2 separate regions of the Homo sapiens genome follow, and region 2 is linked to region 1. Evidence: chromatin loops called from intact Hi-C (ENCODE). Cell type or tissue: mammary epithelial cell. All regions are shown on one strand. Links, peaks and the distances in the headings refer to the core of each region. The heading gives the core; the rest is flanking DNA.

The links. Hi-C counts contacts between places; a loop is a spot of excess contacts. Peaks named below come from ENCODE experiments on the same cell type or tissue, not always from the same donor. Only the 100,000 strongest peaks of a DNase experiment are listed, where the experiment ranks them.
Region 2: a loop joins it to region 1, with 11 times the contacts of the local background. A loop is called at or near these places in 1 of 110 quality-filtered maps.

The regions. Positions count from the first base shown.
Region 1 is chr13:73,210,694-73,226,297 of GRCh38, forward strand. No RefSeq gene overlaps it. Among named protein-coding and RNA genes, the nearest start is that of KLF5, 160 kb to the left of the region's middle. RefSeq lists an enhancer at 13,085-14,284. In mammary epithelial cell, for the core only: a CTCF peak has its summit at 14,048; DNase peaks (open chromatin) are centred at 12,948 and 14,258.
Region 2 is chr13:73,294,433-73,311,069 of GRCh38, forward strand. No RefSeq gene overlaps it. Among named protein-coding and RNA genes, the nearest start is that of KLF5, 240 kb to the left of the region's middle. In mammary epithelial cell, for the core only: no CTCF peak of the experiment used is centred there; a DNase peak (open chromatin) is centred at 9,629; H3K27ac peaks cover 1,488 bases.

The DNA of each region.
Region 1 (15,604 bases), core at 11,605-15,604:
AAGTTTCGCAACAAAAGTGAAAGAGTCAAGATTCTCTGATATAATTCTGGCAGTAAATAAAGACTTAGAACTCAGTGATATAAGGGGTTCTTGGGCGCAGGAAAATGGAAATGTGTTTGAAAACTTTTAGGTGAAAGGTTGACAGCTGATAAGGCTGGGGAAGTTTAAGAGGCACATACTTGCATTGTGTGTGTAGGAATAAAATTGGAGTGAAAACAGGTAGTGTATGCTTCTCAAGGGCTTTATCCTTTTAAATATCTCAAGACATCTTGTATGTTATTGGTACACAAAAAATGCCTAGTAAGTGCTTATTGGATGAGCACAAAGGAACAGCAGAGACTAGAGCAAGAAAGAACTTTACATGTGTCCAGTCCAACACCTTCATAATGAATGAAAATGATTTTCTTAGAAGATTTCAAAATAAGAGATACAAATTTTTGTGTTTTAGGGATACTGTTAAAAATTTAACTAGAACTCTATAGACCAGGAGTAAAGATCATTTTCTAAGTACAGTCAGAACTTTAATGGCAGAGAAAAAGCATATTTCGGGGTTTTCTTTACAAATGGAAGATGGGATTTTTATGTTCAAAGGACGTGTTCCTTTGAATTTTTGTACTAATCTGGAATGGCCAGTAAGTTCTGAATCACAGTGAGAAATTCAGCTCACATCTTTCCCAGCTGTGGCAAATGCCCCACATCTCATGGGGAAGTCTTTAAACACTGGTTGGTCCTGGGCTCCTGAGATTGCTCAAGTGTTAGCCCTCCTGGCCATGGGGAAGTTTGTTTGTTTGTTTGTTTGTTTGTTTTCCTTTTTGAGACAGAGTCTCGCTCTATCACCAGGCTGGAGTGCAGTGGCGTGATCTCGGCTCACTGCAGCCTCCGCCTCCTGGGTTTGAGCAATTTTCCTGCCTCAGCCCCCCAAGTAGCTGGGACTACAGTCGCCCACCACCACGACTGGCTAATTTTTTGTATTTTTAGTAGAGACGGGGTTTCACCATGTTAGCCAGGATGGTCTCGATATCCTGACCTCGTGATCTGCCCACCTCAGCCTCCCAAAGAGCTGGGATTACAGGCGTGAGCCACTGCTTCCGGCCCATGGGGCAGTTTTGAGGTCATTTACTTCCATTTTGTTTTCACTTCACAGTAGAGACTAAGGTTCAAGTCATATGACTAGGAAAGACCACAGCAATTTAGAACCATTTGAATTCAGTGGGTACCTCTAGTATAGAATATATACATTTAGAAAAAACAACAAAGAAATCAACCAACCAATCACATTTTGACCCTGATATACCAAAGGAAGATTTAAAAAATAACTAAATTACTTATTAGTAATATGAATTTGTGTTTTATTAACTGTCACTTAGAAAAAAGACTAAAACTGTTTTTTCAAGAAATTTTAAAAAATTCAGTACCAAAAATATATCTCATATGGGAACCAACTATTTAGCACTGAAACCTTGGTCTTTATTTTTTTTTCCACCTGTTTCAAGGAGGAGCAAACAACTAGTTGATTGGAACTTTGGTTAACTCCAAATTTTCAGTGTGAGCAATAATGTTTATATCACAAATACCAGTGCAAAATTGCGCTGTTTATCCATTTGCATGATGAACATGTGATCAAAAGGCGGTCTGTGGGTGTGGTGGCTCACACTTGTAATCCCAGAATTTTGGGAGGCCCAGGTGAGAGAATCACTTGAACCCAGGAGTTTGAGACCAGCCTGGGTAACATAGTGAGATCTCATCTCTATAAAAAATAAAAAATTAGCCAGACCTGGTATACATGTCTGTAGTCCCAGCTACTTGAGCGGCTGAGGTGGGAGGATTGTTTGAACTCAGGAAGTTGAGGCTGCAGTGAGCTGTGATGGGACCACTGCACTCCAGCCTGGGCAACAGAGCAATACCCTGTCTCAAAACAAAACAAAACAAAAAAACAAATGGTGGCTTGCATTAAGGGGAAGGAGAGTTAAGGTGTTGCAATGTCGTTTTGGCACTAGCAAGCAACCTCGGCAAAGTTGTAGAGAACTTTCTTCACAAGTGAGATCAATCTAACCACAAAAGATTATATTCCCCTGAGATTTAAAAACACATTTCATGAAAAGAAACTGAGTAATTGAAATTGGAGAGTGCCAGCTCTCCCAGCAGGGCAAGTGTGAGGCCATATTGATGCTTAATTTTCTTTTGAATACTTTAAATGAGAATTTGGATTTACCTGAGATTTAAACCTGATTGACAAAGCTCTTGAGGAGTTCTCGCAGGCTTCAGAAACAAGAGTTAATTGGGCAAGATAATGCAGTCAATTTTGTTAATTCTTCAAGTATTACAGTTTCTTTTCTTTTTCTGTCATTTTGGGGGGTAATTATAAAAGCAATAAAAATCAGATTTACAGACTAGAGTCTTTCTAAGTGATTTAAATACTATTAAGAGATGACTGGGCACAGCAAAATAAAACCAGGAAGAATTAGAGCCTCAATAGGCGATTGAAAATGTGTAAATTTGCTTAGCGATTTCTCATAAAAAAGTTCACAAGTTAAGTTTTACAAAGTTTTTAGTATGTATGTATTACTCCTGATCATGACATGGAATCGTGTGACAAATCAATTGACACTGTGGAATTTTGTCCACATGATAAAATGGAAAGCTGATATATCATTTTTGTTGATAAAGAAAGCCTTATTTGTATGTATTAATAGGCGATATTAGAAGAGGAAGGAAAGAATTCAATTTGAAAAGAAAAACTATATTACTTATTTGGTAGTAGCTGTCAAAACTCAAAACCTTGGCCCAGCACAGTGGCTCACACCTGTAATCCCAGCACTTTGGGAGGCCGAGGCGGGTGGATCATGAGGTCAAGAGATCGAGACCATCCTAGCTAACATGGTGAAAACCTGTCTCTACTAAAAATACAAAAGATTAGCTGGGTGTGGTGGCGGGTGTCTGTATTCCCAGCTACTTGGGAGGGTGAGGCAAGAGAATTGCTTGAACGGGGGAGGCAGAAGTTGCAGTTAGTTGAGATCGCACCACTGCATTCCAGCCTGGGGCGACAGAGCGAGACTCCATCTCAAAAAAAAAAAAAAAAAAAAAAAAGATTCAAAACCTGTGTCCCTATTGACCCTACAGAATGGAACAAATGCACAAAGTTGTAAGAACAAAGCTGTCTGTTTCTATGTGGCTTATAGTAGCAAAAATTACAAACACCCCAATTGTCCATAAGCTGGGAATTAATAAAATACATGATTTGTGTCCATACAATTAAATAGTTAGGTACATCTATAGCATAGATATAAAAATGCATACCATATGTTTTTCACAAATTCATTCAAAAGATTATATTGGATGTCAATTACATACTAGGTCAAGATGCTAGGAATAAAAGATACTAGGAAATAGGACATGTGTGTGGAGAGGGGAAAGAGAAAATAAACAAGTAAGATAATTCCAGATAGCCATGCTATCAAGAAATCCTACCAGGTAATAGGGTAAAGGAGAGTGATTTAGTCAAGGAAGGCCTGGACATGACATGTGAACTGGCCTGAATGATGAGGAGCCCTGGGACCCAGGAACTCATGTTCTAGGCAAACAGAAGAACACGTGCACTGGCTCTCAAGTGGAATGAGTTAGTTTACTGTGCTCAAGAGCAGAGAGGACCCATGCGGCAGGCACCACCTGAAATTGGAGAGGTGCTCCGGAGGTAGATCATGGAAGACATTTAGGCCATGGTGAGGAGCTTAGATTAATTCTACCTGCAATAAGAAAGAAGTTGTTGGAGGGTTCCAAGCAAGGCAGTAATATGATCTGACAAATAGCATCAAAAGATCAGCTGGCAGTGCATGCCTTAAGGGGAAGAATGGAGACAGGGAGGGGCATCATGTCAGAACTGTAAGAGTCAAAGATGACTATGTAAGAGTCGATGTGGCTGGGCGCGGTGGTTCACGCCTGTAATCCCAGCACTTTGGGAGGCTGAGGAGGGCAGATTACGAGATCAAGAGTTCGAGACCAGCCTGACCAACATAGTGAAATCCCGTCTCTACTAAAAATACAAAAATTAGCTGGGTGTAGTGGCACACGCCTGTAATCCCAGCTACTCGGGAGGCTGGGGAAGGAGAATCACTTGAACCTGGGAGGCGGACGTTGCAGTGAGCCAAGATCATACCACTGCATTTCAGCCTAGGTGACAGGGCGAGACTCTGTCTCAAAAAAAAAAAAAAAAAAAGAGTCGATGTAAGAGATGATGTAATTACAAGTCAGAACTGTGAGAATCAAAATGATGATGATATGGGCCATAATTTGGGCTGTGGTGATGGCAAAAAGTGGATTCATTTGAATTTTCTTTCAGGGCATGACATTATTTAGACCTAAAGCTTCAAATCTTTTGATTTGGAACCAGATCTGGGTTCTTACATAGACTCTCTGAAGTCTCATTTTTCTCCTCCGAATATGGGAATGAATAGTGTCTGCTGTATTTTTCAGGGGGCTATTGTTCAGATTAAATAAGACAAACCCACTGAAGGCATTTGGAAACTATGAAAATGCTATGTAAATATGAGGTATTACCATTATGAATTCAGAGATTCCACATAGAAAGCATGACCAGAATTGGGGTTAGGGCTACTTCCATCCCCAGTGTCATAGCATTGACTACTTCAGTGAAATCTCTTGGCTCTCAGTTTCACTAATGTAAAGTAGACAAAATGCATCTTCTCGTCTTAGTCAATGCAAAACAGTGAAGTGAAATTGGGAGAGGACGAACTAATTAGTAATTACAAAATAATTAACAAATAAGCTGCTGAATAAGTGATAAAGAGAACAAAATATTTTCCAATGTATCTCTGGCATACTAGAGTGATTTCATTAAGCCAAGATTTTCCTAAGATCTCAGCTCTTCCCGCTTTTCATTTAATGTCTTTGGGGGCTACTTTCTCTGTCAGGTACTAGGGGAAAGATCAGGAAGTTCCAGAAGCCCAGGTTGTTAGTAATCGCTGTTTCTTTCTTTCCTTTTTCTTTTCTTTTTTTTCTTTTTTTGAGATAGGGTCTTGCTCTGTTGCGTAGGCTGGACTGCAGTGGCACAATCACAGCTCACTGCAGCCTCGAACTCCTGGGCTCAAGCAGTTCTCCTGCTTCAGCCTCCTGAGTAGCTAGGACCACAGGTGTATGCCACTATGCCTGGTTAATTTTTTATCTTTTGTAGAGATGAGGTCTTACTATGCTGCCCAGGCTAGTATTGACTCAAGCAGTCCTCCTCCCTTGGCGTCCTACAGTGCTGGGATTACAGACATGAGCCACTGCGCCCGGCCCAGTAACCTGCAAGTTTCTTAATTGAGAAACGGGAAATGGCTAGAACCTACAAGGAATGTAACTCATTCCCTTCATACTTGAGGAACCACAGCTTCAGGGAAGGAATGAGAGCACTGGTCTTCGGCATAATTGTGATCACAAACATATGACATGAAATGTGAGCATTGGCAAAGACATCCCGTCAATTCACTTAATTTATTTTTTGATTGCCTTCAAGAAGTAGATATTGAAGGACATTCAGATCATGTTTTACAACCAGTATAGGAAAAGATTGGAAGTATTTTAAAACACTCCCCTTTCCTTTTTTTTTTTTTTTTTTTTTTTGGACTTGGGGCATAAGGAAGAAGGTACTTTTTATTTGAACGGCCAGGTGGTGAGAAGGGGAAGGAAGAGCTGTTTGATCAATAATGATTTATTAATCCAGAGGCCACATACTATAGTCATTTCTTCGGTAAAAGTCTAATTGACGTCAATGACTTTGAACATTCTTACTGATTGCCTTTGCGTTCAGTCTTATCTCAGTTTCATCATACCACTAACCACCTCCTTTTACCTTCAAACAATGGCCTCACCAAGCCACTTCTGAGCATGCCCCAGGCTTACTTTCCTAGGGAAAAATTGAGGATTACCTCACTTTCCTGAAAACGTGTCCAACAGAAACAGAGCACTTCTTTCTATGAAAAGCAGACAGCAATATTAACATTTGCCAATTTAGTTGGTGATTTGCTCAATTCAAGGACCACAGAATGTTTGTAGTAGGGCTAAATGTGTAGCCGGGTAGTTTTTGGGAGGCTGTTTTTGTCTTGTATATATTTTTAGCAAGTGAGAAATAGTGATCTCTCATATAAAACAGATGTGTGGTTTGCACAAAATTAAAATGATTTGTCCTTTGCTAGGCAAAATAGAAGTAGTGAGTGATGCAATATTTCAACTAAAAGATATATTATAGAACATTAACATATCAAGTTAGAAGAATGTTCTTTGCAAGCAAAAACATTGATTCATTAAAAAAACTTTTCAAAATAGAATTGTTCATAACTTATTATTGCTGTTCCCATAAAAATATTTTCTGTTTAAATTCATAACAAACATTCTTAGGAGGCGAAATGTCTTTTCTATGTCCCATTTAACAATGTAATTACTTTGTTTTCAAAACCTCATTTTATTCTAGCTGGAAGATATACGATCTTGTTATACAAAACAACCACTTCATCTCTACAGAATCTTATTATTGGAATATATGATTGTAAGTTTCTATAGAGGGTGGGAAGTATAACCTTTGTCTAGTTTAGATTACATGCCATGCAGCTGAAGCCTTGTCTTCAGAAAGATTATATAGGAATTACTTCAATAAAGTTATAAACACAGCTTGTATGTTAGGACATTACAGCTTTATTTATTTATTTTTTTAAAATACAAATTCCAAAGTCCCATCCCTAGAAATTCTGATTTTAAGTAAGTCAGGAATGGGACCAAGGAATCTGTATTTTTGTTTTTTTCTTTTGAGAAAGGGTCTCACTCTGTCACCCTGGCTGGAGTGCAGTGACATGATCTCGGTTCACTGCAACCTCCGCTTTCCAGGTTCAAGAGATTGTCCTGCCTCAGCCTCCTGAGTAGCTGGGACTACAGACACGCACCACCATGCCTGGCTAGTTTTTGTATTTTTAGTAGAGAAGGGGTTTCGCCATGTTGGCCAGGCTGGTCTTGAACTCCTGACCTCAAGTGACCTGCCCACCTCGGCCTCCCAAAGTGCTGGGATTACAGCTGTGAGTCACTGTGCCTGGCCATTTACAGCTTTTGATAGAAATGTGTTCATTTGTATTATTCTGTGATGAGACTACTAAATACTATTCTTCATAAGTGACCCATCCTAATTATATATGTTTAATAAAAAAATGGGAAAAGATAGAATGTGGGATAAAATTGTGAGTGTGTGATTTGACAAGGTGAAGTGTAACCAGGTGTAGATGCTGCAGCTTGAATATGTGACCTTTACAAGGTCTGTGTGGTTCTGTGATGTTCCCCAAGACTCTGCAGTTATCATCACACATGAACACCACTGACCTAAGATCCTCCTGGCTCTATGTCTTTGAGATGCCCTTCTCTCCGACTAAAACCCTTCCCCCACCCACTTTCCTCTGCCTTCCTCTGAGAAAATCCTAGTAATAGTTCAGTCAGATCTTGCATTAGGCCATCCCTTCCCCTTGAGGGGTCCCCTGAGCACCCCCTCTGATCCCTGCTGGCTAGGCTGGGCTCCCTACTTCAGCTGCCAGTACATCTGGAGCTGCTTCATTTCTACCATCTCACATGAAATTTATTACTGTTTATATTCGCCAAACAAGGACAAAGATTTGTCTGTCACACCACATTCTATACCCAGCTCCTAACACAGAACTGGGGAACAGTAGACAATAGAATGCATTGAATGCACAGATCTTTATTTTGTACAGAATTCATCATGATCACATTATAACCAGGCCATCAGATGTTAACTCAGCACTTACTTGTTTCATTAGAAGATGAATAGTTTAAAGAAGAAAAAAAAATACCCTCTTAGTTTCCTGATTATATCTTCTTAAACTTTTGGTTGATAGATATATTTAATAAAGATTCTAGTTGTAAGTGGCAACTTTATTTATTTGATAAAGACTCTAAGTTCCCACCTAGCTGAGAAGTTCAAAGTGTGAACTTGGGCCAGGTGCAGTGGCCTGTAATCCCAGCACTTTGGGAAGCCGAGGCAGGCAGATCACTTGAGGTCAGGAGTTTGAGACCAGCCTGGCCAACATGGTGAAACCCCATCTCTACTAAAAATAGAGGCCGGGCATCGTGGCGCATGCCTATAGTCCTGGCTACTCGGGACGCTGAGGCAGGAGAATCACTTGAACCCGGAAGGCAGAGGTTTCAGTGAGCCGAGATTGCATCACTGCACTCCAGCCTGGGCAACAGAGCAAGACTCTGTCTCAAAAAAAAAAAAAAAAAAAAAGCGTGAACTTGGCTTTGGGAAAGAATGGATTCAGGAGTTCATATCAGACAATTATAAATCCATCTCTCTTGTTCTTCTTTTGCCACTGTTATCTTCTGCATTGAGTTCATTCTCAGGCAGAGAATGAAGAGCAGGCGGGTTGCATTGTTTGTAAAGAGGACTCCCAGGGAAAAAAAAGAGAGCCTTTCCCCTATGAATCCCGTGCAGCTTCTGGAGTTCCTCACCAGCCCTGTTTGGGCCACATACCCATGCTAGGGTCCATTCTTGTAGCCATAGTAGTGAAAAACTTTGGCCAATCTAAGGAGTATGTTCACCTGGTGGAGGTAAGGAAGGATTCCCACAACAAAGAAGAATTTGTTAGCAGAAAGATGAAGAAGGAGAATATGTGCAGGCAGACAAAAGCCTTTGCTACCATGATTCTGTGCCAAAGAAATACTGGGCACCCGGGACAATCAATCATCAGCGTTGGTTCTGACCAAGCACCTTGATTTCACTTGCTCGGTATTTTTAGTAATGCATGGAAGCTAGTGAGAGAACACTTTAACCATTGCTTCTTTCATGTATTGACTCATTCTAACACAGAATGTTTGCACCAAGGTCTAAGAATACAAGAATGAACAGGACACACAATAGCCCCTGCCCTGATGGAACTTACATTCCATTGTGTGTGAGGTGGGGTGAGGGAGGTAGACAAAACCCAAACAAAGAAACCAATAGATCATTAGAAATTGTAATAAATGCTGTGAGGGAAGCCAACTTGGGGGTAACTATCATTTCTATCAAGTCTTTGCTCAGTGTCCTCTTTTTAAGGAAGCTTACCCTATTTTTCCTGTTTCAAATTACAGCTCACTCCATTCTGCCTCTCCCATTTCCCCTTCTCCCTTATGTTCATAGCTCCTTTGACCTTCTAACGTACCCATAGTCTATTTATAATTTACACATTAAGTTTGCATTTTTTTGTTTTGTTTTGTTTTGAGACAGGCTCTTGCTCTGTCACCCAGGCTGGAGTGCCGTGGTGCTATCACAGCTCACTGCAACCTTAAACTCCTGGGGTCAAGCGATCCTCCTGCCTCAGCATCCTGAATAGCTGGGACTGCAGGTATGCACAACCACGCCTGCTAATTAATTTTTTTTTTGGTAGAGATGGCGGGGGGCGGGTCTTGCTATGTTGCCCAGGCTGGTCTTGAACTCCTGGACTCAAGCAATCCTCCCATCTCAGTCTCTCAAAGTGCTTGGATTATAGGTGTGAACTACTTCACCTGGCCTTAAGTTTGCAGTTTTTAAAGTGCACTCCCTCTGCCATCCCCTCTATTAGAATGTAAACCCTGTTAAGGGCAGAAATTTTTTTCACCTGGTACAGGCAAGGAAGGATTCCCAGAATAGAGACTGTTATTTTCACCTATGTATCTTCCAGTGCTTCATACATAGTAGGTGCTTAATAAATAGGTATAGAATGAATGAATAAATGAAACAGAGAACAGAGGGGATAAGGGGGTACTTTGGACATGGAGGACAGAGGTGACCTCCTTGAGGACATGAGATTGTGGGACATCAATAGTGAGGATGCATCCTTGAGAAAACGTGGAAGACAAATGCATGGAGTGCTTCCTTCTGCTTCCAGTTTGTAGAAGCGTCACTTCCTTGGGGACACTTTCCTTGCCCCCTCCCCAGGTCATGGCTGCAGTTACACACGCTCATAGCATCCTGCAGTTTTCCTCCTTAGTGTGGTGTAGGTACTTGGATAATTATTTTTAATGTCTGTCTCGGCCGGGCTCATGCCTGTAATCCCAGCACTTTGGGAGGCCGAAGCTGGCGGATCACCTGAAGTTGGGAGTTTGAGACCAGCCTGACCAACATGGAGAAACCCCACTCTATTAAAAATACAAAATTAGCCGGGCATGGTGGCGCATGCCTGCAATCCCAGCTACTCATGAGGCTGAGGCAGGAGCATCGCTTGAACCCAGGAGGCAGAGGTTGCAGTGAGCTGAGATCGCACCATTGCACTCCAGCCTGGGGCAACAACAGTGAAACTCTGTCTCAAAACAAACAAACAAACTTGTCTGTTTCTCCTAATACTATAATCCCCACAAGGATAACAGGGAAGGTACTTGGAGAATTCAAGAAATGAAACAAGCGATGGGCTACTGCTACAGTGTGGTGAGCAGTGGGGGAGCAGTATCGGTAAAGCTGGAGAGATATGCAGGGGCCAGATCATCCGAGGGTCTGTGTCTTGTGATAAGGAGTTTGAATGTTTATTCTAGCGTGATGGAAAGCCACTGATTGAATGGTTCTGAAAGCGAGGAAGCACATGATCTGGGTTGCATTTGCACCTAGTGTTTCTTGAATCAGTCTAGAGTCATTTTCCCAGCCCAAGCCACCTAGCTTCACCTCTCACTGGAATTACTTGTAATGAGTTTTCCCTCATCCACCTGTGTCCCTCTGCAATCCTTTTCCCCACACAGCAGCACTAGAGGTCAAGTCTGGAGTCACTCTGCTGGAATCTGGACGGGCTTCCCATTATCTTTAGGGTAAAGACTTAAGTCATCATGAGTCCTGCAAGGGAGGCCAGGGTTATCTGTCTCTCCTGCTCGTCTCTTCTGCAGGGCCCTGTCTCTCTGGCTCACCCCTCCACAGAGCACTGGCCTTGCTGTAATTGCTAGAACACACCAGCCTGCTTCCTTCTTAGAGCCTCCCACAGGCTCCTCCCCTGCGCCCTCCACACCTGCTAAGTGCCTCCTTCTGCTTCCCATTTGTAGAAGCATCACTTCCTCAGGGACACCTTCCTTGCCCCCTCCCCAGGCCATGACTGAGGCTACACATGCGCATAGCACCTTGCACTTTTCCTACTTAATGTTGTATAAGTACATGGATAATTATTTTTAAATGTCTCTTTCTCCCAACACTATAATCCCCATGGGAGCCAGGACTGTTATTATCTGATTCACCATCTAGCACTGAACTGATTCTCGGTGCTTAATACATATTGATTGACTGGTGGAATAAATTAAATAGGATTGTTTAAGCAACACCCAATAGATTTGCCTTTTAAGCTGGGTGCAGTGGCTCAATTCCAGCACTTTGGGATGCTGAGGCAGGAAGATCGCTTGAGCTCAGGGGTTTGAGACCAGCCTGGGCAACACAGGGTGTCCCAGATCTTTACTACTTAAAAAAAAAAAAAAAAATCCAGGTGTGGTGGTGCATGCCCATAGTTCCAGCTACTATGGAAGCGGAGGTGCTGGAATCCTTGAGCCAGGGAGGTTGAGGCCACAGTGAACCGTGATTTCACCACTGGTCCAGCATGAGTGACAGAGACCCTGTTTCAAAAAAAATAATTACAAAAAAGATTTGCCTTTTATTTTGTTCACTCTAGACCTTTTATAGTCATACTCATTCAACTCATTCAATCAATCATTCTTTTCTTCTCTTTTTTTTTTTGAGACAGAGTCTCACTCTGTCACTCAGGCTGCTAGAGTGCAGTGGCACAATCTCGGCTCATTGCAACCTCTGCCTCCCAGGTTCAAGCAATTTTCCTGTCTCAGCCTCCTGAGTAGCTGGGATTACAGGTGTGCACCATCACACCTGGCTAATTTTTGTGTTTTTAGTAGAGATGGAGTTTCACCATGTTGGCCAGGTGGGTCTCGAACTCCTGACCTCAGGTGATCCACCCGCCTCAGTCTCCTAAAGTGCTGGGATTACAGGCATGAGCCACTGTGCCCGGCCTAGCATCATTATTTTCTGATTTATCATGCTTTTTCTTCTTCAGCCTGGTCTAGCAGTCTTTCTTCATCCACTTTATGATAACACAATGTCTTATGTGAGGACTTCTCGGGGCCACCTAAGTCTCCAAGAGGTGGCAGTGCTACCCTCACCTCTTCCTCCCTGCCTAGGGAGCAGCAGTCCTCCTGTTACCAGCAGTCAGGTCAAGCCCTTCACCAGGTCTACTGCTGCGGGACTCCTATTCCAGAATAGATGGCTGGCTTTTCAATGGTAAGGGAAGTGGCTCCCTCTGGAATTCTAGGTGTTTCATAGATATCTCTTCACCCTCAAAGTCCAGGAAGAAACTTGACAGTAGGAAGGTAGTAAGTGACAACGGTGTCACTCATTGGGATGGCTCAAGCAGAGGTGTTGTCTGTTAGTGTGAGACCCTTTGTCACGAAGAAGCCAGGCCAGGAAAAGGTGAGTGTACTGTGATAAGATAAGGCTAGGGTCATTATTTCTCAAGGAGTAAAGTCAAAGTCATCATAATAGGAAGAATAAGTATTCCTCATGGAAACTAGATTGGAAGGGACTTTAGCAGTCCCAGTGAACAGGTGTTCAAGCACCCACAAACCTCCTCCTTTTGCAGGGCGTGGACCTGCAAGCTCCCCTGAACAGAGTCAGTAGGAAGCCCAGTGGCACCCAGGCGAAGTGAGAGAATCAGCTACTCAAAATGGGACCAGGACCGTGGAGAGGTGGCATGTCCTTCAGAAGGGGCAGGGAGGGCTGACAGGGAGAGTTGCAGAGGGACACAGAGAGATAGAAAAAAAGGGTTATCCTTGTGTGGTTTAAGGGTCAAGTTCATTACATGAGGCCCAGCCACCGGCTGTGAGACTTGGCTTCACAATGACTCCACCCAGCATGGGTGCCCATAATGCAGTTTCATGTGTTTCTCCCTTAACCGCAGAGCATGGTTGAAGATGAAACCTGTGGGGTTTTCAAAAAGGCCAGCTCTGGTTTTCAACAAAGAGACTTTTAATAAAGCCGTAAACTGGGTGAATCATAGTCCTCATTGGCTTCTCTTTTCTTCTCCTATGTAATTTTAATCCTCTTGTTTGTTTCTGAGCCGATTTCATCATTTTTATCTACTTGTCTAAACTAACCCAAACTCCTTAAAAACTTCAAGTTAGTTTTTGTTAATATTTAATATTTTATTTCAGGTTTCTGCGTTGGATTCACACAGGTCGCAAAAAAATGCACCACTATCACCACCACACCTGGCTATTTGGGCCATTGGAAGCCTCTTTTTCTCAGGAAGGAAGGCCCGTGGCTCATATTCCATGGAGATCAGGGAGTGATTCTCCTGCCTTAGTAGCTTCTGCGTTGTAACATTGGAAGTTTTGAATAGAAACTTCATCTGTGGGAGGGTGGTTATAGAAAGGAAGTTTTAAAATGATTAAATGTTTCAACAATAGTATTTTGACTATAAGATCTGAAAAACTGAGTAAGTAACTAGAATTCACTGCTTAGGAGAGACGAAATAGAATTGAACTGTTACCAATAAAAGATTGGGTCGTCTTGTTTTTTTTGTTTTGTTTTTTTAGATGGAGTCTTGCTCTGTTGCCCAGGCAGTGGTGCGATCTCAGCTCACTGAAGCCTCTGCCTCCCAGGTTCAAGCGATTCTCCTGCTTTGCCCTCCCGAGTAGCTGGGATTACAGGTATCCACCACCACACCCGGCTAATTTTTGTATTTTTAGTAGAGACGGGGTTTCACCATCTTGGCCAGGCTGGTCTCAAACTCCTGACCTCAAGTGATCCACCCACCTCAGCCTCGCAAAGTGCTGGAATTACAGACGTGAACCACCACACCCAGCCTGGATCTGCTTGTCTATTTAAGTTATTAACGAATTTTTTTTACTGATTTACCTATAGCCATGTGGAGAGTACATGATATTTCAAAATATCTTCAATATAAGTGATATTTATTTAGCCCCAAATGTTGCATGCCTTAATTCTATATTTGAGCATATGCTTTAGATTTGGTTTGTGGTAAAATGGAGCATTCCCTCTAGTGTTATGTAGTATGATGGCAGTGAATGAAAGAGTGAAATTTTGTATCTTATTGCAGTAGAGTACTAAGGAAGATGACAGATTCTCCTTATTTGGAGAACAGGAAGTGGTCTAGGATTGAAATCCAAAAAAATCAAATTTGTTTGGTGTTACCAGTAGTGACCTGCCTTGATGTGGCTTCTTCAGATGCAACTAGAACCAAAAATTGTGACATCTGAAAGTAGTGGGAGAATTTGAGGAACATGAGTCAGAACCTGTTACCTAAAATTTCAGCCTCTGAAGTCACTATTCCCAGGATGAATGACTGGCTTTACAGAGTCCCTGCAATTATCATCACCTGGAGTAGATGGAGAAAAAGGTCGTTTGAGAAGACTAAGGCTTAAATGAAATAGCATTTTGAAGATTCTTTCTGAGCCATTCGGATTTCCTTACTTGATCTCTTAACTGCTTCAACTTATCCAGAGAGCAGTTCTATTCTTTCTACTCCTTGAATGAATAAGAGAAAAGTAATTTGTGGTTTACTAACATCTGCATCAGGGTTAAATGATATTTGTTAAAGATGTTTAAGTCCTGGACACCACGCTGACCAGTAGAATCGAAGTGTTGTAAACTGCATTTTTAAAAACCTCTCTAAGTGTTTTTTTGGCATCCTAAAATTTGGGAACTACTGGTCTGTAGTATGAGGGCCAGTAGCCACATACATAATGAATGCTTTTGTTGATACTGATGTTATTACCAGAGTTAATTTTAATGAAAACTGAAGCTGATTAAGACACTCTTACTGCCTACTTCTGCTTAAAGGATTCCTTTTTCTTTCTTTCTTTCTTTTTTATTTTTATTTTTTTTTTTGAGACAGGGTCTCTGTCACCCAGGCTGGAGCACACTGGTACAATCACAGCTCACTGTAGCCTTGACCTCCCAGGCTCAAGTGATCCTCCTGCCTCAGCCTCCTGAGTAGCTGGGACTACAGGTGCTCACCACCATGCCCAGCTAATTTTTATTTATTTTTGTAGAGACGGGGTCTTGCCACGTTGCCCAGGCTGGTCTCAAACTTCTGGGCTCAAGCGATCCTCTTGCCTTGGCCTTCCAAAGTGCTGGGATTACAGGAATGAGCCACAAAGAATTCTTTAAAAAAGAATATGACAACTCTGGGTAAAAGTAAAAAATATTATTTACTTTAACTCCCTCTGTTCTTGAGCCATAATATTCTTGAGCAGTGGTTCTCAAATTTAGCAGTGCATTAGAATCTCTCTCGGAGTTTGTTAGAATACAGATTACTGGGCCTCATCCCCAGTAGTTTCTGATTCTGGATGAGCCCTGAGAGTTTACAAGTTCTTTACAAGTTTCTTGTAAGTTCCCATATGTTTTAGTTGGCTAGGGCTGCCATAACAAAATACTGTACACTGGGTGGCTTAAACAACAGAACTTTATTATCTCATAGCTCTAGAGGCTCAAAGTCCTAGATCATGGTGCTAGCAGGGTTGGTTTCCAGGAGGCCCCTCTCCCTGGCTTGCAGATGGCTGTCTCTTCATACAGTAATCTGTCTGGGCACATATGCAT
Region 2 (16,637 bases), core at 7,318-11,317, 79 kb after region 1:
ACTCCTGACTTATAAAATATAAAGCTCCTTACTTATAAAATTATGTGATGGTAATGAAAATATTTCCCATTTCCACCTGTAACTCTTATGGAATTTAATGTTGAAAGTTAGATAAAAAATATGAGGTGCTTTGGGCTACTTAGCAGATAATAACAACCACTCCAGCCTCCCAGAGTTTTGTGTTTTTCTATCTGACAAATCCACTCTTTTGGAGTGTACAGAGCAGATGTGATTTAATGTAAGTGCTCACCAATGATATAACAAAAGCTTCTCTTTGTTTTTTCTATTAATTTAAAATTTTTTTTTTTATGCAGGGTCTCACTCCGTCACCCAGGCTGGAGTGTAGTGGTGCTATCATGGCTCACTGCAGCCTCCACGTCTGGGGCTCAAGCGATAGTCCCACCTCAGCCTCCTGAGTAGCTAGGACTACAGGCACGTGCCACCATGCCTGGCTAATTTCTTAAATATTTTGTAGAGACTAGGTCTCACTATGTTTCCCAGACTATTTTTGAACTTCTGAGCTCACGTGATTCTCCTGCCTTGGCCTCCCAAAGTGCTGTGATTATAGGCGTGCCTACCATACATATATATTTTATGATTAAAAAAAATTTTTTTTTGTAGAGATCTTTTGTAGGGGTCTTGCTATGTTGCCCAGGCTGGTCTCAAACTCCTGGTCTCAAGTGATCCTCCTACATTGGCCTCCCAAAGTGCTGGGATTACAGGTGTAAGCCACCATGCCTGGCCCAGAATATACTCTCTTTACTGGTGCTGTGATACCTGGTAAGCTCAAAGCAAACTCTGTTAATTGAGGACATCCCAAGTCTCATTTTTAAATATTTGAGCTCAAATATTTGAGCTTAATTTTGTTTATGTTTATTGTCTTTTGCCCTCCATTCAAATTAGCTTTCTTTTCAAATAATTTTATGGCAAAATTCTCTAATATGTCCATCTCAGTTTATAATTCTCTTGATTGTTGTACAAATTTTATGCCATAAAAGCATAGGCCTTTTCAATTTCTTTTTACCTTGTATAAAATATAAGTTTATTCAATAAAAAAGAAGCTCTATGAAAATATGCTCCAGAAAGGTAAGGCAGTCTAGAACACAATTACAAAATTTCACAATCAGATCTTGTATAAAAAATGGGGTAATCACTGAATATATTCATTTTCTCCTTGCTTTTGTAGGTATCAATTTCAATGCCTTCATATTCATAAGCTTTATTTCAATTTTGAAATTTGTGAAAAGCCTAAAAATTTGAAGATTTTTTGGTTCTTCACTGATTGACTGTTTTGTTTAAAGACTTTCTGCTGATTTCAAACAAAATACAACCAAAATTTAAAGGGTTCATTTACAATAAGCACAATACCATTGTAGAACACTTTGATTTACAAAGTAATATTTCAAGAAGATACTTCTAAACTCGTTTATGTCAGGCAGTAAAGAAATAATTTACTTCTATGCTGAAATACTTTTGATATTTAATTATTTAGTAGTCCAGTTACTTTCAGTAAATATGAAAATGTTTCCATTATGATCAGTATACTATTACACACTTTTGTATGCAATTTTGCTGCTCAAAAGAGTGACAGTAGTCTCTTTCTCTCTATTTTTTTTTTTTTTTTTTTGACGGAGTCTGGCTCTGTCAGGCTCTGTCACCCAGGCTGGAGGGCGGTGGCGTGATCTCGGCTCACTGGAGCCTCTGCTTCCCAGGTTCAAGTGATTCTCTTGCCTCAGTCTCCTGAGTAGCTGGGATTACAGGCGTGCACCACCATGCCCGGCTAATTTTTGTATTTTTAGTAGAGACAGGGTTTCACTATGTTGGCCAGGCTGGTCTTGAACTCCTGACCTCAAGTGATCCACTCGCCTCAGCCTCCCAAAGTGTTGGGATTACAGGCATGAGCCACCACGCCCAGCCATAGAACACACTTTTTAATCATGACACTATGCTCCACCAAAATTTGTTTCTGTATTATAATCACGAAAACAAATGATTTGATTTTTAATTTGAACTTTAACCGAATTTGCAATAATACTCACAATGATGTCAAGTATTTCATCCTTTACAGAATGACCCTCTAACAATGTCACTATATTCCATAGAATGAACTAAATAACTAAACCATTAATGGAATTAACTTTTTTTTTTTTTTTTGAGACAGAGTTTCCTTCTGTCACCCAGGCTAGAGTACATTGGCATGATCTCAGCTTACCGCAACCTCCACCTCCCTGGTTCAAGTGAATTTTGTGCCTCAGCTTCCTGAGTAGCTGGGGTTACAGGCATGCACCACCATGCCCAGCTAATTTTTTTTTAAATATTTTTAGTAGGGAAGTGGTTTCGCCATGTTGGTCAGGCTAGTCTAGAAATACCAGCTTCAAGCAATCCACCTGCCTTGGTCTCCCAAAGTGCTGGGATTATAGGCGTGAGCCACCACGCTCAGCCCTAACTTATTTGACTTTTTAATTTGGAGTATCTAATAGTACTGATATAAAACGAGCACCATTTTAATGTTTGCAAAACTCTTTTGCTAATGAAATCAACACATTATTAGTATCACTTCACTTTTCACAAATGTAAAAGAAAACTTGGAATGAAAATGGGCAAAATGTATTTATAAGAACATTTGATCAAAATGAAAAGTCGTGCCTCATAGAATGATATGCAAATGCATCTTCTGTAGCTACAGAGGTAAAATTGTTTTTGGGCATAGTCTTTTAAAACTCAGTATTTAACTCTTGCAATGGATGCTGATTTTTTTTTACTTATGTGTCTTCTGTTTTGGGCCCCCATGATAGACGTTAATGACAACAAACCTTTTGTGAAATTTGCATTCTGTGTTAATGTCAACAAACATTCTTCACTAAGTGTTTTCTGAGAAATGAAAATTCAGAACTTAATTTTTCATTGAACATGGCATTTTCATTATTTAGTTCATTGTTACCAAAAGAGTTTATTGAAAATTAGAAAGGGCTGTATCAAACAATAAAATAAATAAATAGATCTATGCTATTTAGATGCTTTAAGATAGGACTACTCTGTTTCCATTCCTTTATGTATTTCAACTATATCTAGTCTATGATTTCTCACATTCCTCGATGACACCGCCATTTGGAGACCTGTCAACTTTGTGATTCTCTTAGTTCATGGCGTAGGCCACAGATGAACTGGCTGGTGCAGCAAAGCCTAGCAGGGCAGCAGCTGCACTTGGAAGGAGAAGGAGTTAGTTGTCCTCAGCTACTCATGTGTGAGCGTCTTTGTTCTACCAGCCAGCAAATGGTATATCGTTCCTGAAGGCAAGGTTGTACTTCCATTCCTTGACAAAAGAGTCAAGGAAAAAGAGATGAGTTACAGCTGCTTTCAGGTTTTACAAAATGTTAAAATGAGAATTCTGTTCACTGAGCATCTGGCTCACACACTATAAGCTGGGCCTATGACAGTTGCTTAAAGTACAAAATGAGAGGTTGATCACAGCCATTCCCACTTATTTCAATGTATCTATTACTATAGTAATATTACCTCATTCTAAAGAGTGAAAAAACCTGGGACAAATGCTAAACCAGACACTATACCAGGACAACAGGTATAAAACAGGAGTGTTCTGGGGAAACTGGTACCTCTGGTCACCTTAGTTCTTTTCTTAGTTCTTAGAAAAGAAGCAGAGCTATGGAACTGTAACTCAAGGAAGATATAGGGTCAAGGGAATGTGTTTATTTGCTTGTTTCTAAGATGAAAGAGCTAGGAAATACCCTGAATGTTACAGGATTTGGGATAAAATCCATTTAATGGAGACTAGAACCTTCAAGAAGAACTTTTCTGGCAGATATCATCCTTGAAATAGTTTTGAAGAATACAATAGTAGCTACCTGAGGAAAGTCTGAGGATGGATCATTGCAGTGAAGGGACCAGCTAATAAAGACATGTTAAATGCAGTGAAACCCTAAGAATAGAAGCTCACTTCTTGGGAGAATGTATGTAGAGGAGCAGAGAAATGGATCAATGAAAGACTCCTGAGAAACGTAACGGTAGAGAAGAAAACAAAGAATCGGCTAGGCAAATTGAGAGAGGCCAAAGTCAGAAAAGCATGGCATCACTGAAGCCAAAGAGGAATTTTGAATGGGAGAGAATGGCCCACAGAGTCAAGTGCAGTAGAAGGGCAGGAATGTGTGGCATTACCTGCAAGGAGTAGGAGACGGCCTATGATAACACATGCTAACAGAAGTGCAGACCATGAAGTTTGGCTGCAAAAGATAAGGAGAAAATAAGGCATTATCCATTAGCAGAGGGCACATGATCCTGGGACAGTGCCATTGCTGTTGCTTCAGGATGAGAGGCTTCAGTCTGCTTTTATACTGAGAGAAAGGATTAAGTAGAAACAGACAGGTTCATGAAATAACAGAGGAGATATTGTTAGAGAAAAGCTTCAAAGGAGACCAAAAGGGAGGACAAGGGCCAGTGAGGAGGGCTGTTTTTGAACTTGATGATAAAATTACAATTTGCAATTATAAGTTTATTTAAATGTTTACTTATTTATCGTTTTTGTCACCAATTACAGAGTAAGCTCAGGAGAACTGGTTCTATTTCTGTTTTATTTAAATCCTTGTGTATCTAGTGCCTAGTGTACTTGTTAAGTGCTCAGTTGATTTTTGCAAATGAATCCGGTGAATTAAAAAAATCTTTCATTTTCTGAGGCTAAAGGAGATTTCAAAATACTGGATCAGACATTCCAACAAAAATTATAATAAATATAAGCATACCATATAAGTAGTAAATCATACTACAATCTTTAGTGATTATTTTTATTCACAGAATGGTATTACACAGACTGCAATTCAACCTTAGGAGGCTGAAATTATGCCCTCAGAATATATATACACATTATTCTTTCAATTATTTCAATAATTGCATGCTAAAGGAGTGGTACTGTTTTTACTGAAGAGAAAAATCAGCAGTTTGCCTAAGACAGTCTCAAACCCAGTAGGTGGTAAGGTAGGATTTGAACCCCATTTGGTTGGCTTTCAAAGTCTAGATTTACATTCTCCCAAAGATGCTCTGTAGATTCATAGTTTTCAGTTATTTCTGGACATTTTGATGTTTCTTTGTACTGTAAAGTATTTTTCAGATGACTGACAATTGGCTGAAATGCACACTAGAATGTAAACTCCGTAAGGGCAGGGATTTGTGTGTGTGTCAGTTTTATGCTCTGCAATGTGCAGTCATTTGTAGGTATCCAAGGGGAATTGGTTCTAAGACACTGTTGGATACCAAAATCTGTGAAGGCTCAAGTCCCTGATATAAAATGGTGTCGTATTTGTATATAACCTGTGCACATCCTCCCATATGCTTTAAATCACCTCTAGATTACTTATAACACCAAATACAATGTAAATGCTACATAAATAGTGGTTATATTGTATTGTTTAGGGAATAATGACAAGAAAAAAAGTCTAAGTATGTTCAGTATATGTTCAGTACAGACACAACCATCCAATTAAAATAAATATTTTTGGTCTGTGGTTGGTTGAATCCACAAATGCAGAACCCACAGATACAGAGGGCTGGCTGTATTCCTAGCATCTGGAGTGATATCTGTGCCATGGTAACTGCTTAACAAATATTTGTCGAGTTGGAGTAAGAATGAATAAAATACTTTTGAAGGAGCTCCCTTCTTCTAGGTTAAGTTTTGAAGTCTGCTAAAATATATGCTTCTAGGGGTGGTACTAGTTTCCACTCTTGCTGTTCGTTGAATAAATAATGTCAGGGTAGGGAGGAGAAAAAAAATTGAGGAGAGGGCCTAAGGACACTGAGGTGTGAATGAGCATGGTTTGGTGGATACAGTGGTTAATTTTACGTATCAACTTGCCCAGGCTATGTGGTACCCAGATGTCTGATGAAACTATTTCTCTGATGGTGTTTCTGGAAGAAATTAGCATTTGAATTTGTGGATTGAATAAGGCTGATGGCCCTTCCCAAGGTAGATGGGCATCATCCAATTCATTAAAGGCCTGAAGAGAACAAAAGGCAAAGGAAGGTTGTCTCCCTTTGTCTCACTGCTTGAACAGGGACATTGATTTTTCCTGCCATCAGTGTTCCTGGTTTTCAGGCCTTCAGACTCAGACTGGAATTGACACTATCAGCTCTCTGGCTCTCAGGCCTTCAAACCACACCACTGGCTTTCCTCTTCCTTCCTTAATTGGGGAGGATTGTGGGACTTCTCAGCTTCCTTAATTATATGAGTCAATACCTTGTAATAAATCTCTATCTATCTATCTATCTATCTATCTATCTATCTATCTATCTGTCATCTAGCTATTTACCTACCTACCTACCTCTCTATCTCAGTTCTGTATCTGTTTCTCTATTTATATATCTATCTACCTACCTACCTACCTATCTCAGTCCTGTTTCTCTGAAGATCCCTGACTAATACAGTGGAGTTCATCTACTCTGAAGTTTGTCCAAGGCCCAGCATACACTGCCGGTCTTGTTGTAGCTTATCATTAACCATGCCAGTGAGATTTTAACTATGGGTGTTTGAAAATGGTTGGCTAATACTAATCTCTGATCCAATATGTAAGAACATAGTTACTTAATAAACTTCAAGTTGTAATTCTCACTATAATAGTTATGATGTTTATTTACAAATAAAACAAATTAATATTTCAAATAAGTGATAGCAACCAATATATATAAACCTGCCATGTATTTATATCAGCATAAGACAGTTGAATATTTACAATGATTCTTTTGCTCATTCGATAAATATTTATTTAACATCTTCTATGGGCCAAGCACTACCTTTAATGAGAAGTACACTACTATGCTATTGCTTGTAGACAGAGAATGTTTGATCTAAAAATGACTTTCAAGCACAGTAACTAGGAACTAATTACTGGTGCAGATTATTTGAAGCTAATTTGAATTTAGTTTAAATGCAATGTATCTGCGCTATCCTTGTTCCCCACCTAACAAATGACTCTATTAGTGGGGGAATTCACTCAGACTCTCACAGTTGGTATAAAGATTATTTTATTATTATTATTTTTTTTTTTTTGAGATGGAGTTTCACTCTTGTCACCCAGGCTGGAGTGCAATGGCGTGATCTCGGCTGACTGCAACTTCTGCCTCCTTGGTTCAAGTGATTCTCCTGCCTCAGCCTCCTGAGTCGCTGGGATGACAGAGCCCGCCACCATGCCCAGCTAATGTTTTTGTATTTTTAGTAGAGACAGGGTTTCACCATGTTGGACAGGCTGGTCTCAAACTCCTGACCTCAGGTGATCCACCCACCTTGGCCTCCCAAAGTGCTGAGATTACAGGCATGAGCCACTGGGCCTGGCCAAAACCATCCTTAAGTTGATATACAAAAATCTTTACTCTGCATTATTCTGTGAGTTACTCATTGCTGAGCAACTCCCACATGCACATGTAAATAAACCTTGTCTTTTCTCCTGTTAATCTATTTCCAGTTAATTTGCAGGCCCCCAAGCACTGGACCCAAGTGGTAGAGGAAAAGGTTTTCTTCCCAACATTAGTATATTTTTGCCTAGTGATTCACAGTAACTGTAGGTTTTTAACAATATAGTATGGCAATTCCAAGTTGTCCTTAACATTTACAACTTTCACCAGTGGTTATAGATGATAAAACATCCCAGGAACATAGTGTTTAACACTACCAGGCTTGAATACTGACTGATCCACTTACTAGCTGTGTAACCTTGGGCAAACAAATCAATCTTTCTGTGCCTCAGTTTTCTCATCCATAAAATGAACATAAAGATAGTACTTATTTCATGGAGTGGCTAAGAGGATCAAATAAATGTAAAGCACTTAGATTAGGGGTAGATGTATAGCAAGGGCTCAGTTAAATATTATTGTAAGATCTCCATACGGGCAGGGAAGGGGGTCTTGACCACATCCTATTCTGGAACTCTCTAAACACCAGTTATCCCCTGGCTTCAAATTACATTAAGTTGCTTCCAGGTCTAAGGAAACATTTCTGAATTGATGTTACTGTTGTGGCAAAGAATGTTCTTTTTTTCAGGATACTAATGTGTACTTCTCTATGATGTTTTTTATTTTTCAAAGTAGTTTACGGTTTCTGAATATTTTGGGATCACTATGGAAACTTGTAAGGTTTTGAACCTTCATAACCAACCCAAATGCCAGTACACTTTGAAAGGTTTATTAGTAATGCAAGTGTGAAGCTACCAGTACTGTAAATAATTACAATAATGAAAGCAATTATACACACTAAACAGCTCTTGCAGGCCATTCAGTTTTCCAGAGCTTGGCTTTGACAGGCTAGAAAGGTGGAAGAAAAGAAAGATAGAATAATCTGTTTCTAAGTGTACAGAATTTTGCTAATCTTGCTTATCTGAAGTCATAGTCAACACTCATACAGTTTTCATAGTGATAATAATGGCTATCATTTATTGGTTACTTAAATCCTTGCCAATCTTTTTACAGACATTATCTCTTCTGACCTTTAATACATTCAATAAGATAGACGTTATTAGTTCTGATGAACAAATGAGGAAACTGAGCATTTTAAGGCTAAATTCGTGTATCTAGTAAGTGGTGATGGTTCTGTTAGAAGTCACCTAGGAGTATCTAATTCTGAAGTGAGACTTCTTAACCACCACACTGAACAGCATCCATGGTGATGGTGTTCTTTCAGCATTTAGATAGCTTCTGTAGTTCATCTACAGACAGACTACACTTGGAGCCATATTTTAATGCAACAAAAATGTTAAAAATGGGCATGAGTGTATGTCTATATATGGAATATCAATATGCAATAATAATACAAAGAGCTTCACAAAAACTCCTTTATTTTGGCAAAAGGAAGGTATATTAATTTCTCCTCCTTGTTCTCATTCTCCTCCTTCTTCCTATTCCAATTACCACAACTACAATTCTCCTCTTCCTCCTTCTCCTTTTATTTTTTATTTTTATTTTTGACATAGAGCCTTGCTCTGTCACCCAGGCTGGAGTGCAGTGGCACAATCACAGCTCACTGCAGTCTTAGCCTCCTGGGCTCAAGCTGTTCCCCCACCTCAGCCTCCCAAGTATCTGAGACTACAGGTGTGCACCACCATACTTGGCTAATTTTTTTTTAAGAGATAGGGTCTTGCTATGTTGCCCAGGCTCATCTCAAACTTCTGGGCTCAAGCGATCCTCCTGCCTTGGTCTCCCAAAATGTTAGGATTACAGGCGTGAGCCACCATGCCTAGCTCCTCCTCCTTCTTCTTTTTTTTAACCACTCCACAAAAAGATTAAAGGGACATGAAGAGAGAATATCACTCTGGTTTCAGAGGTTGACCAGATGATACGGAAAGAAATAACTTGCTAAAGCAGAAATGCTTTCAACTACTCTGACGTTCACACGCTTTGCTTTGCCAGCATTCGTAGTTACCTGCATCTTTTTTCTAAAAAATCTCATAGGCTTGTCAGAAAGTTGTGACTCAAATATACCCAGATATATTGAACGGAGAGTGATTAATTTAGGCCTTGCTTATTTGGTGCTTACTTGCTTCTTTTTCCTGTGATGAGCATGAGTTTTCTGAGTCAGCGACTGTGTCCCTCTGTAGTAGGTGGGTGACCTGGCACTTCTCTGCTGAATCAGAGGATGCTGCATGCTCACGTTTCCTGTGGGCTGAGTGAATACATGAAGCTCTATCATGCATACTTCTTATTCATGCAACACTTCAGGTAACAAGCAGCAGCAAACGTTAATTCCCAGGGAATGCCAGCAGGACGATTCACGTGGAGGAAATAGTTTGTGATAAAGATTCATCTACTGCTAAAGCCTCTTATTCCCCTTCCAAGCTTGTTTCTTGTTTAAATATTGCTTATGTGGAAAAAAGCCAGTGATATTTTGAGGCTTTTTTTTTTTTTTAAGTAGAGGTGATTCTAATAGGATCAGCAGAAATGGTGATTCTAATATGATCAGCAGAAATCGTGAAAGACTAATTTGGGTTCTGCTTGTTACAAAAACATCTGTGTGATTTCTTTTTCTGATAAGCACATTTGATTGTGGGTATTCCAGAAAATTCTGATTTTTACATTTTAATGCTCTTGGTAGATATTTATTTAGTGCTTATTGCAGGCAAAACTTTGTACTAGACACCAGGGAGGAAGATTATTGGAAGAAAAGAGAAAAGAGACGCAAAGATGACTCAAACAGAGACTCAGACCTCAGAAAGGAGGCATCTCATACACACGTTATCAGAAGGGGAAGGTGTTTAGTCTCTGATATGGGCTAAATGTGATGGGAACTGCTCTACAGTTTCCCAACAAGAATCCTATGGTTAGAACTGTGCCTGCTAGTACATCTGGTGTTAGCAACATCCTTTTAGATCTTTTGATTCCAAATGCCCATGCAAACCTTACATTTCATTCATCAGCCCATACTTGGGTTAACCTTATCTAAGTTAACTGGAACTAATAGAACATCTTATGAAGAAGAGGAGGAAATTATTGCCAAGCAACTTGAAGTTATTTTTTGTTCTTTAATATTAGTGCTACGCTAGTGTGCTTTCAATTCTGAACGGTATCTCCTTAACTCTCTTCCCTGTTCACCCATAACCCAAGGATAAAGCTACTAAGTAGCTCAATAAAAATATTCCTTAATTGGAGAACATATAATGAAAGAGTGATGTTAAAGTCCTTTCATCATAAAGAAGAAGGGAGGAGGAAATAACCTTTCTAGGAGAATGTTAAGTACATTTTCATAGACTTAGAATCAAGACAAAGCTTAAAGATTGAGTTGAATATTCCCCCAGTGGAATTCCCTCTTTCCAGTCCTGCTAGTTGCTCTGTTTGTTCCAAAAGCTGCAAGTGCTTCAAGTGACTTCTGGCTGACTACTTTTGGGATTCCCAGCCCATGAAGGCTTAGTCGTTTTTTTTTTTTTTTTTTGGTTTAGTTTTTTTGTTTGTTTGTTTTGTTTTGTTTTGTTTTGAGTTGCAAGTGACAGAATGTTGATTCAGTGTAGCTTAAACAAAAATAGGAATCTATTGCTTTATGTAAGTGGGTAGACATAGCTGAACCCAGGAATTTAGATTGTCATTAAGCATCTTGTCTTTATTTTTCTCTGAGTGGGTTCAATCTTAGGCATCCTCTTCTCATGTTGTGGTAATGTTAGCTACCAGGAGATATAGGTTTGTATCATCTCTTCAAATGGGATTGTAGTGAAAAGTCTAAGCCTCTTTCTTAAAAGAACTTGGGGGAAAAAATCCCAGGGAAAGCTCTGATTGACTCAGCTTGGGGCACATGTTCACTCCTTTACCAGGAGGATGGGTAACTCTAGCTGGCCTGATGGGTTTGGTCAGTCCCACTTAAACTGTATGAACTTATAATGGGGCAGAGCAGCTTTCCAAGGGTTTTTTTGGTATCTAAACATGTATACATTTACTACGTATTTCTTATTTATTAATTTATTTTTTTGAGACCGTGTATCATTCTGTTGCTCAAGCTGGATTGCAATGGTGTGATCTCGGCTCACTGCAGCCTCTGCCTCCTGGGTTCAAGCAATTCTCCTGCCTCAGCCTCCCAAGTAGTGGGGACTACAGGTGCCTGCCACCATGCCTGGCTCATTTTTTTGTATTTTTAGTAGAGACGGGGTTTCATCATGTTGACTAGGCTGCTCTCAAACTCCTGGAGTCAAGTGATCCGCCTGCCTTGGCCTCCCAAAGTGCTGGGATTTATAGGCATGAGCCACTGTGCCTGGCTGTTTACCCTCTAACTGTAATCCCCAAAATGGAACTCTTCATCTCTCCTTCTTAAATCAGTTTTATTCCCTTCTCAGGGAATGGTTATGCCATCTATCTACCTAGCTTACCAGCACACTTGAAAACATGCTAGATTCTCATTTTCTTAACTTCCATAATCTATCACCAAATTTTTTCAATTTGACTTTAATATTTCTCAAATCCATCTACTTCCAACCAATCTGGTTGTACAATCTTCTTTTTATTTTTAATTTAAAAAATAGAGACAGGATCTTGCTATGTTGCCCAAGCTGGTCTCAAACTCCTGGGCTCAAGTGATCTTCCTGCTGCTTCAATAGCTATTTATTACCCTCAAGATCAAGTGCAAAACTGTTTGCATATCTGAAAAGGTCCTTCATGATTTTACCACTGTATGTACCTAGTGACATAGAATAAAAATTTATTTTACTTGTCAGTTTTGCTTGGTGGTAATTTAAAACTTTATTTTTATAATAATGGATTTGTATGAAGTAGAGTGAAAAATCTGAATAATTTTAAGGTAAAATAATTAGAGTAGATATGTGGCACCTACTGAGATCTAGCACTCTTCTCTTTCTGGGCACATGGATAGATTACACTTCTTGGCCCCTAAACTTGCATGCCTAGTTCTGGCTAATGATTTGTGAGCAGATTATTTAATTGCTGGTGTGAGGCTTTCCAGAGCTCACTTCTTTTTGCCAAAGTGACTTGCAATATTTCAGATAGTGGATTCTCCATCAGGTTGGATATTGGAGTGTGGGTGACATAAAACAGATTCCCCAGTCATCTTGTAATGAACATGAAGTGGGAGTGAGCAGAGTTTTTCTATTTTATGCAAATATTGGGGATGTTTCTTATTGCAGCATAACCTACGCTATCCTGCCTCTGGAAAGTAGATCTATCCCCTCCAATTCCATGGAGATAATCCCCTCCAATTCAGTGGAGGTAATTCCCTCTACTCTGTTGTTAGGAGTAGAAGTGCAGTTTGGGAAGCACTGCTTTGTAGCATCCAGCTTTGTGCAATATGTATATTAGTTGCTCAAGTACTGTTTCTGGAAGAGAATTCATTCTATGTTGAATGATTTAAATGTGGTCTTTTTTGAAGCTAGGAAGATTTTTTTGTCTTTTCTGTAAAATGCTCATAGAGAATTAATTATTAAAGTGTTCTATAACCCATTTCATCTCTATTTTTTCCTTCACAAAAGTAAAATACTGTTTTTTGGAAACATATCATAATTCTAACAAATTCTAATACTATTTAGAAGTAATACACCACATCCGTTTTCCAAGTTTATATTATAAATACCTAAGGAATTTTTATCACATTTAAATGTGTTTCCTTTCCTATGATAGAAATGGGATGTTGCCAACTCTATGAGAAGCACAAAGATGGCTTCCAGCAGATGTGTGTATTACACATATATTACAGTGTCTGTGTTTAAAGTTAATCTTTTCCTGAACAGGTTTAAGAGATCTAAGTGAGTGCTTGTAAATTTGAGTCAGTGTTGGAGAGCAGTAAAAAAATAAGCAAGGAATGAGCAGATTTCAACAAGTGGTTTTATTGCTGTAAAACTACTCTATGCCCACCCCACCCTAAACGTCATTGCAATAGGCAACTGTAGGACTCATAAAGAACTGAAAACACTTAGATTGTACTACAGCAAACTTTGTGATTGACAATGCTGAGACAGGCTATAAAATTCCCCAGTGCTGGTCAAATTCTCTTTCTATTTTAGTAAAGTTTCTCTGCTTAGGTTTGCATATATTTATCCTGAGAGTTGAATCTCCTTTACTGATTTTGGTTGCTACTTATTGTTTCATCCATTCGTGGAACACAAGTTCAATTTTTTTCAAGGCAAGTCTTTCCGTATCTCAAAGTATGGTGACAAGAATTCTATTCTGGGAAGCATAAATTCTGTTAAGATATTAGTAGATTTATTTTCCATATTGTTTAAATAGTCACATTTTTATAAATGCTTCTTGAAAGAGTGGTGCAGTGATAAAGATAAGTTCGTACTGAGAAATGTCATGTTTAACTTTCAAATTTGACCTTTATGTACAACTTCAATTACAGGTATCTTTATTTTTGAATACTAATATTTGATTCATTTTATGACTAGACATTTGATTCAGGAGCAAAACACTCTTTTTTATTTATTTGTAGTATAATTCAATGAATTCAACTGCTTCTTTCTCCAAAAAGTTTTCTCTACTTCATTATATCCATATACTACTAATTGATCAGGTCAATTTTTATGCATGTGCTCTCCATTTCTAGTTCTCCCTGTTTCCCGCCACATATATACACACCTAGTCCAAGTAATGGAAAAGGAAATGATTTAAACCTAATTGTATTGGTGGTAAATTATGTATGTACTATTAAGAGATTTTTATACTGGTGTTTCTTCAGGAAGCTTCCAGATTTTCTCAAATGCTTAAAGGCTCTATCTTTTTGTGGTATAGTAAGGCCTCTTTCATAATAAGCATAATCTCTTTCATCAAAATGGCCTCATAAAATTCCCTCAAGACCAGCACTATATGGTTTTCATCTCCTCCATTTCATAGACCCTAATACAGAAATTTCAAACATTTAAATAATTAAAAAAATTAAATCGATCAGAATATTTTACCTTTTTCTCATGAAGCTTGTTTAGGTGACAATAGTTTTAATATTTTAATGAATTAAAGCTTTAATTCGCTGGTTTTCAAGCTGAATTTCTATGATCATAAGTTCCATAAGAGCCATATTTTCATTGGTACTTGTCATCATTATTAAGAATTCAAGATGCTGCTCATAGTGCCTAGAATTTAGTCAAAGTATAGTTCTTCTTTTGCAGCAGAATGTGAGGGGATGGGAGTAGTTCACCCTGGGTGCAGGCAATAAGGGGTTGCAATGTCTGTAGAGAACTTAAACCAACTGAAAGCCAGTCTACTTTTCATTATGGACATGTACCAGCACTTCCAAACAATGTCAGTAATAAATAACTCCTCTCCATTGGGGTACACTACTCCAAAGCCTTCCCCTCATCCAGTGTGCTACACTGATGCTTCAGAACATAACTTTTCAAACAAAATTGCTTATTAGTTTGCAGCGGTTAAGTCTTTCAAAGCACATTTTATAAAAAAAGCATTTTACAGATTCTTGAATGGGCCTGGATTTCAGAATTAAGTCATCTCAACAAAGGGAGCAGTTTTGACTTCATTTAGTGACAATAAAGAACAGCCATGTACTGTGATCCTGGGCTCTGAACACTGAAGTCTTTGGAGGTGGCCTTTCTAGAGGTAACTTAGCTCTCAGAATGTCAAAAGGCTTTTCGGTGTCTTCTCCGATTCCTTCCCCGACCTTCTCTTCTCTATCTGCTTTGCTGTGAATGTAGGCAGCTACACTTGTTACTTAAAGATAAGTGAAGATACTGGCTAAAATTGGGAATCTGTTCACAAAGAACACATGCTTGAGTAATTAAGATATGAATACATCATTATTATAGTTCTCATAATGTGTTTGCCTAGGACACTGCCACAAGCTATTCACAGTATGTGATTTGACTTCATTGAAAACATTAAGTGAACAATCATAATAATGCTCTTTTTCTCTCACAATCGCTCTATCATTTAATATGCCTTTTAAGATTCTAAAAACAATGTATAAAAACTTAAAGCAACTGACAACAAGATGAGTGGAATACATTTACTCTGCATCTATTTAGAGAGGCAGTATTTTGGGCCGGGCATAGTGGCTCATGCCTATAATCCCAGCACTTTGGGAGGCCGAGGCAGGCAGATCACCTGAGGTCAGGAGTTCGAGACCAGCCTGGTCAATATGGCGAAACCCCGTCTCTACTAAAAATAACAAAAATTAACCGGGAATAGTGGCAGGCACCTGTAATCCCAGCTTCTCAGGAGGCTGAGACAGGAGAATTGCTTGAACCTGGGAGGTGGAGGTTGCAGTGAGCCAAGATCATACCATTGCACTCCAGCCTGGGCAACAAGAGAGAAACTCCGTCTCAAAGAAAAAAAAAAAAGGCAGTATTTTATAGTAAAAAGATACTGACTCTACACCTGCCATTTACTAGTTGTGTGGTAACTTTCAGCAAGCCAATTAACCCCTTAGAGCCCACATTTTCTGATCTGAACAGGGAGAATGATAGTAGGTAATATAGCCCTGTGTTGGGGCTGTTGTGAAGAGCAAAGGAAATCACAAATATAAAATGACTTTGAGAATTCTAAAGCAGAGTTGGCAAACTCAAAAGTCTACAAGGAACAACAGACAACACAAATGTCTGAATCAGTCTCATTGTAAGAGTAAGAGCAGGTGAGCTTATGTTTGGGCTAGAGAGTGTGGACCATGACCAAAGCCATTCAAACGTGCTTATTTATTTTGTAAAATATTCCAGTTCAATAAAGCAGTCTGAGTATCACTGGTTGTGACACCAATTCAAAAGGTTATACAGAGATAAGAGTTATATTTATGGGATGTAGGCTATGCCCATTTCCTGAAATAAAAGAAAAAAAATTAGCATCAAATGTGCTTACGCAGCAACAGGATGGATTTAGATTAATATTATGGAAAACCTCACAAATGATTCAAAATTATATTATCGATATTATCCAATATAGTCATAGAGTCACCACATGTCTGTGTTGGCAAAAAGCCCTCTATTTTGCTCCTGAGCCCTCCGCTCCCACACAATCAACAATCTAAGATCCCTGAGAGGTACCCTGCATGGGTCAGGGTTTGGGAGAGAGAGTGAGGAGTACCTGCTGCCCTTTGGCTCTTTACTATGTCTTGGTTGCTGCCCCATGTTATTGTTGAACACATGTCCTGCACAGTCTGGTCAGCATTTATCCATTGGCTGTTCTGCCATGTGCTGACTGGTTCCAAGCCATTCAAT